3 separate regions of the Mus musculus genome follow, and regions 1 and 2 are each linked to region 3. A link is a loop called in an ENCODE intact Hi-C map of the cell type or tissue named here. Cell type or tissue: heart. All regions are shown on one strand.

Region 1 (2,500 bases), 320 kb before region 3:
TCCCTGAATGCATGTTTTCATTATTTCAGAGGTTTGTTGAAGTCTGAGAGTCTAGTGGTACTGCCTCATTGCATAATTATTATAGTCTTTCCCCCCACTCCCCCAAGACTAATTGAATTACATTATTGTAGTCAATGTTAATGCCTTATTTTCTATTAGCATCCACCTTTTGATAATAATAGTGATTTGCATTTTCCAGGTTGTCCCTTCTGAGGTACATTTTTTTACTGTTACAAGATGAAGTTAGTCAGCTGATAATAGCTAAGACTTTTTTTTAATGTATCTTCATTATCACTTGGTTTTAAACTGCTGCTGAGCACTGAGGATATAGTGTGGGGATGTCTGGGATAGAGCCTGCTATCTAACAGCACATTTAGTCATGGTGCTACTTTCCCTGACTGAGTCACCAGGAGAGTTTGGTAGCCCTGTCACTCTTGAGTTATTATTGTTTCTAAACATTCACTTCAGAACTGGGTTAATATATCTATTTATGTACATGTAATTACTATTTAACCTATTTCTAAAGAATTTTGCTGATCTTTTTAATGCAGTCTTAAAGTGAGTTATTATTGAACTTATTGAATAGAACCATTGATACTTGAAATCACTCAAAAAAGGAAAAGACAATGAAAGTAGAAAACATTTCTGATGTCTCCCAACATATAGATTGATAATAACTTTACTATTACCAGTCTCTCTAATATGTATCTGTAAAGAAGGTAGATTTTCAATTATCGAGTTTATATACAATTTAAAGAACATAGACTTCCTATTTTGAAGACCTTTGGTATGGAAATATGGTGCCTTACTCAGATTTAATAATAAACATGTATTTGTGCTTTCAGCCCAGTAGACAAGCAGCTGTTACACAGTGCCATTTCTGTGTGCAGCTGGAATTTAGACTAGCAGAAGCCTCACAGTGAGAGGGACAAAAAGATACGGAATGAGCCTCAGAGAAAGGAGCCGAAGGATTAAGACATTACTGTGTGACTTCAAATGCATTCCTTTTTAGCCATATGGAATTAATATGCAGCACCTATACAGTGCCAACCATAAGTGAACTGGATCAATTTCCTGTGGCCACAGAATTGTTTCTGTTACATTTAATCACCATATTAGAAACATTGGTTTTGTTTTTAATATTGTTTGAAATATAAGCAAGAATTAACCACTATTAGCTCAGAACACAAGCATTCTAGCTATGACTTTTTTTCCTTTATATGTTACTGATTGTATGACTAGGAATCTGCCTTCTGTTTAGTAGACTAGTCAGTAAAGTCAATGCAACATAAAATGTGTTAGTCACCTAATGTTGCACACTGAAAGATTATTTTAAAAAGATACTTGGGATTGAGAACATTTATGGTAAAAATTTAACCAGAAGATGGCAGTGATGAGCCTCCTATACTTCCTGCTACGGTAATCAAAAAGTTTTCCAAATGTCATAGCATGAAATGTGTGCATGTTTAACATAATGTTGAGACATTGGAGAAAAATAGTTGCTATTGTTTTATATAGTATGAAGAATGTCCATTGTTCTCTAAGAAGGGATTAAGAGTATTTTGGGTGTCTGTATCTTTGTCTGTACGTTCAGTTTTTTCTGAGTACTGGGGTAAGGAAGTTCCCATACATGTTGCTGTGTGTAGTTTGCATGTGTCGCTTTCTGTGCTGCGTCATGTCGAGAAGGCATGCTGTTTTATGGCCTGTTTGCATTTCCCATCCAAATTGCTGGAAACTAATGAACATTTTAAAGGAGCCATTCCTTTATCTGTATCATTTCCCTAAATTGCCTCTTTTCAGTGGAGAGAAATGTATTAATTTTAAATACTAATTTTTGAGGCACCAGGGTTCAAATCCAGGGCTTTGCACATGCTAGGCAGGCACTGAGCTACATCCCCAGCCCTAAAATTGTTTGAAAGAAAAAAAAAATTAGACAAAGGTTTAACGTTTTAAAATAAATCTTGAAAACCAGAGATTAAATGACTTGAAGCCTATTTGAAAGTTCTAGTTTTGCCAGTGCAGCCAGTTAACACATAAAAGGGGGGAAGGAATGCTCTCCTTTGAAATTAGTGGCCGCCTTTGGTGATGGAGGAGATGAAGCTACAGCTTTCCTTAGTCTTGTCGTTTAACCGCAGAAGCCTGAATGCATCTTGCCAGAGAAATGGCCTGAGTCTTCAGCATGATTGCTAACTTTGTCTTTCCCCTTTCTTCCTACTGTTCATTTTCACCCTTGTATTTCTGTTGTCTCCTTTGTCATTATTTTTCCCTTTTTGTTAATTTTTTCATGTTAAATTATTTTTGAAACCCCATAAGATGAGCAACCTCTCTGTGTAGTAACAGCAGATACCTGTCTGTTTCATTATTTAGTCCCTCCTCCTATGTCTCCATCCTCCAAGTCGGTGAGCACGCCAAGTGAAGCTGGAAGCCAGGATTCTGGAGATGGCGCCGTGGGATCTAGGTATGTAATTCTCCCCTAATGTTTTAATGATGGAATAGAATG
Region 2 (2,500 bases), 390 kb before region 3:
CACTAGCCACTGTTGTGTAAGGATGACAGAAAGCTGTACAGAAAGAACCTATGGATTTGCATGTGTCTCTCAACCATGATGATGACTGAGAGCAAATCAAGTTACAGACAAAGATGCAGGAGCTGGTGGCATATTGGCAGATTTTGTATCTGCTATATATGAAGCCCTGGGTTCAATTCTCAGTCCTTTATAAACCAGGGCCTGGTAGTATACACCTGTCATGGTTTGTATATGCTTGGCCCAGGGAGTGGCACTATTAGAAGGTGTGGCCTTGTTGGAATAGGTGTGCCACTGTGGGTGTAGGCTTTGAGATCCTTATCCTAGCTATCTGGAAAGTCAGTCTTCTACTAACCGCCATCAGATGAAGATGTAGAACTCCCAGCTCCTCCTGCACCATGCCTGCCTGGATGCTGCCATGTTCCTGCCTTGATGATGATGGACTGAACCTCTGAACCTGTGAGCCAGCCCCAATTAAATGTTGTCCTTAGAAGAGTTGCCTTGGTCATGGTGTCTGTTCACAACAGTAAAACCCTAACTAAGACAACACCTCTAGTCCCAGTACTCAGGAAGTTGAGGCAGAAGATCAGGTGTTCTGGGTCAGCTTTGGCTACATAGTGAGTTGCAGGCCAGTCAGGGCTGTATGAGGCAGGCAGGGGTTGGGGGGAGAGGCAGGGAGAGCACAGGCAGACGAGCAGATTCTATTTAAACAAAACCTTAAAACATGAGATCAGATACTGCGTATGGATATTATATATATGACATATATAAAAATTAATAGGAATGATGAACATGAAATATTCAAGGGAGTTAACTATGCTGTAATAAGCAAATTAAAACTAACTTTGAAAATGAGAAATCAGAAAGATAACACGGCAGGGTACTCTCACCCTGAAGGAGGTGAGCATGACCTTTGGAATGTCAGACGGAGGGAGCCATTTGGTGCATATATAACTCCTGCGTTTGATGAGCAGATGAGAAATCATTCGGTTAACATTCAGCTTTCTGATGCGTTTATAAATAATTCCAATAGTAACCTTTTTCATTGGGAAACACCTGTACGGTGCCAACTCTGATTACTCCCTGTGGATATTGCTTAGCTCAAAATTAATATATCATACTTTCAAGAATGACAGACTGTGGGCTGGAATAGGAGAAAACAGTAATTTATAAGATGGAGTAATTACTGGAGGATCCAGGTACTATTTACTGACTTTCTTCTTTGTTCTCAAGCCAACAAAATTATCGAGTCCACATTCCAGAGTCCTTTATTAGCCTTAATCTTAGGTTGTCTATCAAAAACAATACTGTTGTGGATTAATAAACAGCACAAACCCATAATAAACCGCACGGGCTCTTGGTCTTCCCAGGTAATAAGAGCGCTCAGCTGAAGCATTATCAATGTGACTGACTGCAGGTCCTTTTTCCCTGGCTGCTCACTCTGGCTAGGACGGCTTCGCTCGCTGCACTACAAGCAATAGCCACCAGGTGGCAGCAACCCCATGACTGCCAATGGCCGCGGAAGGAGAGGCCACCTCTCTGGCTTCTAAGCCAACCTGAAGGTTTAGCTGCAGAACCAGGTTTGATTGTTTCTTTGAGAGCTGGCATTGGAATTCTAATCACAATTACAATACAGCAATCATTTGATGTATAATAAAGCTCCCAACTGCTCTTCTCTTTGTATATCTGATGGTAAAACTTTATTTGAAAGCATGACCAGGTAGAGCTATGCAGAATATAAAAGATTGTCAGGTGTCCAAGATAGTGTGACAGAGAACACAAAGGGCTTTAGGGCAAAGATAATATATAGAGTATAGAATATAGAATATAGAATAATGTGTGTGTATTATATATATACATATACATATGTGTATATATATATAATACATATGCACATATATAGGAACATACACATTCACATGTATGCACACATGAACCTATGCTCATACATACTCCAAATCCATGGACTATACACCACTTATGTCACATGTATGAAGACAAAGATACAGGGACTCTGGGCACCTCCATGCAGTGTTACTATGGACACAAACACACTCTAAAAAAAAATAGTGTATTTTAAAAAGAAACTAATTTCAACGGGGCATTAGGTATCAGATAACTCATGTCAAGGGAAGCCCTCATTTAGAATATTCAAAGAGAAGCACTAGACTAAGTGGCAGGATATTTGACCTGTAAGCTACAAAGAGTTGTGGGTGGCTCCTCTCATAGCTTGTTATGGCTGACATCCATGCAACTGAGAAGAGCCCAGCCAGGCTCTGGCTCCTCGGGAGCCTGAGCTTCTCAGAGGACAGTGGTCTTCAGATACGTCAGGGCGGATAGTGCTTTATTTTCAAAGTAACGGAGGCTCACATTTTCATGTGTAAGCATTCTGAATGGGCCTGGGATGTGCAGAGGGCAAGTCATGGGAGGTTCTGTGGTTGGCAGGAAGCCCTGGTTTTGAAGCTCAAGGACTTAGGCTCCGACCGGAGCTTTTCCAGAGGAT
Region 3 (2,500 bases):
AATTACGGGGAGGGGGAGGGAGAGGAAAACAAGAAATGAGGCTACGGTCTAGGCGCCTCCTCCCCTGGAGGAGGCGATCACCGTGCGTGGCTCGGGACCGCAGCTGCTGGCCGCATCCTTCCCGGGCCTCTCGGACCTCTCGGCTCCTGGCCCGGCTCGGGCGGGGGGCGGGCAATGGAGGGGGCAAGAGCGGTCAGACCCGGTAGGGGCTCCAGGAGGCGGGAGCAGGTGAGCGACCCCCGAGCAGCTTTACGATTGTCTGCCGGGCAGGCTCCTGCAGGGTGGGCATTTAACACTTATCACGTGACCGCGGGCAACGTCACCTAGCAACAGCCAATCAGAAGGAATGAGCCGCGGGGCGCCGGGAGTCCGCGACCGGGCGGCCCCGGGACCCGCGTGTCACGTGGCGGGCAAGGCGGCCGCGGTGGGTGCGTGTACAAGCACTGCAGAAAGTGGGTACCCGATCTGGAGCTGGATAGGGTGCGGGATGGCCCGCAACAGGACATAAGGCTCCGGGAAAGAAATGGGGTCTCCCACCTTACTCTGCTTTCAAGAGCCAAGTCTAACGATTTACATCTCTTGTCCAACTTCGCCTTAATCAAATAAAGCCAGGAAGAGGGCCGAGCCAGCTCTGTCTCCTTTTTCTCCAGATACTTTTCCTCGAGGTGCCTGGCTCGCACTACTCTTGTCAGCCACTTTGCACCTGACGGGCAATTGATTTAAATTATCCATAAACCGCGTATAATAACCTATGCTTCCCAAACTACCCACAGAGATATTACGACAATTAATTGGATAATGTTTAACGTTTTTCCTTTTTGCTTGAGAGAAGAGCTCTATAAGCCCAAAGGTATTATTACTAGTAATGTATTTGAAATCACTTTTCCTCATACACATAAAGGTCTCTAGTAATGACGCACATCTGAGCCACTAGCTGGAAACTGATTCTGAGGTTCCCTCCTTGGGAAAGGTAGGCCAGACTAGACAGCCTTCAAAGTCGTTTGCATTGGTGTTTTTATGAAAAGGGGAATGAAAAAAAAAAAGAGATACTGAAGTAATATTAGAGATTTATCAAGATTCATTATCACACGTTTTCTTGATATAAACAATAAATATAAGAAGTTTTATTTTGTCTACTTTATTTTACATTTTCGTGTTCTAGGATCTTACTCCACTGTTGTAATTTCTTTCTCTAGGTTTCTTTCTTTATTTTTATTTTTCTTCTTTCTTTCTTTCTTTCTTTCTTTCTTTCTTTCTTTCTTTCTTTCTTTCTTTCTTTCTTTCTTTCTTCCTTCCTTCCTTCCTCTCTCTCTCTCTCTCTCTCTCTTTCTTTCTTTCTTTCTTTCTTTCTTTCTTTCTTTCTTTCTTTCTTTCTTTCTTTCTTTCTTTCTTTCTTTCTTTCTTTCTTTCTTTCTTTTCCAAGTGATGAGTTCCCCTCTCTGGTGGTTGGGATTTTCAAAAGAAGGGTGATGGATGGACTCAGCGCAGTGATGGACTCTCAAGTTTGAAGATTGCGGTAGCGCCTGCTTTGTGGCGCCACCTGGTGGACAGTGTAGGAGGTTGTTACAGGCCTGGTAGACAGTCTAATCACGCCCAGGCGCCAGCCTCTGAAACCCCCCAAAAGAACAAAATAGTAATTAAAAGCCACAAAATTGTGCTAGTGCGCGCCATCTGAAGCATCCCTTCCTAAAGACATAACATGTCACTGAAAGAACTTGTTACAACAACTGCCTAATGGAAAACAAGTTGATACTTTAAAAAATACGATCTTTGGTCTTCCCCAGAAAAAGCAAGTGTGTAATTAAAACTCCAGCATTCACACAGCGGAATAATGAGGCAGGTAATGCGCCTTCCAGTCTGCCTGGATTTAGTTCTCAGCCACTTGGCTAAGGAAGGCCTAGAGAATGGGGAAGAATGAGTTTTATTAGAAACGCTCCCTGGTGGGACTCGCCTGCACCAGACCAGACCCTCCCTACTGTATTGACTTTAAACTGCTTCCTGCCCCTTTTATGTGCATCAACGGTATCTCAAGGTTTTTAATCCAGATTGCCTTTTAGCGACTCGATTTCAAGTCCCTGTGCTCTGACACCACACGAGTAGCTGTTTTGCCCTAATAAAAGGAAAAAAACCAATCAAAATTAAAATTAAAAATCAGAATCAGAATTAAAAATCTGATTGCGCTTTCTCTGCCCCTTTGTTGCCAATCAAGCCTGTCCTGAAGGCATACTGGTGGTGGAAAGTTTTCTGCATTCTATTTCTTTCTCAATCCCCAGAAACAGTGTAAACTCAGGTGAGATTTATAAAACAGCATCATTCTGGAATAAATAGGACCTGGGCCCTCTTTTATCTTGGACACAAGATGAGTGCCCTGTAGCCTGGGAAGTGGATGCAGCTCTGAGCCTAGAGAGGGGAAAAGCTGCAAGGGGAAGGAGAGAGACCTATAGCTGGGGGGGGGGGGGGGACCTAGGCTTGAAGTGTCCTGATAAGCCAGACACAAATC

What was found. Hi-C counts contacts between places; a loop is a spot of excess contacts. Peaks named below come from ENCODE experiments on the same cell type or tissue, not always from the same donor. Only the 100,000 strongest peaks of a DNase experiment are listed, where the experiment ranks them.
Region 1: it touches region 3 in a loop (3-fold over the local background); 2 of 42 quality-filtered maps call a loop at or near these places.
Region 2: a loop joins it to region 3, with 15 times the contacts of the local background. A loop is called at or near these places in 9 of 42 quality-filtered maps.

The regions. Positions count from the first base shown.
Region 1 is chr2:71,226,233-71,228,732 of GRCm38, forward strand. Dync1i2 (dynein cytoplasmic 1 intermediate chain 2) reads left to right here. Exons shown (of 16, transcript NM_010064.4): 4 at 2,368-2,458. Among named protein-coding and RNA genes, the nearest start is that of Dync1i2, 16 kb to the left of the region's middle. In heart, a CTCF peak has its summit at 1,378 (motif pointing right); no DNase peak of the experiment used is centred here.
Region 2 is chr2:71,154,206-71,156,705 of GRCm38, forward strand. It overlaps Gm39576 (a long non-coding RNA gene), which reads left to right and starts at 992. Exons shown (of 3, transcript XR_866408.1): 1 at 992-1,577. In heart, a CTCF peak has its summit at 1,479 (motif pointing right); no DNase peak of the experiment used is centred here.
Region 3 is chr2:71,546,491-71,548,990 of GRCm38, forward strand. Dlx2 (distal-less homeobox 2) reads right to left here and starts at 264. Exons shown (of 3, transcript NM_010054.2): 1 at 1-264. In heart, a CTCF peak has its summit at 1,559 (motif pointing left); a DNase peak (open chromatin) is centred at 1,541; H3K4me3 peaks cover 748 bases; H3K27ac peaks cover 256 bases; H3K27me3 peaks cover 2,013 bases.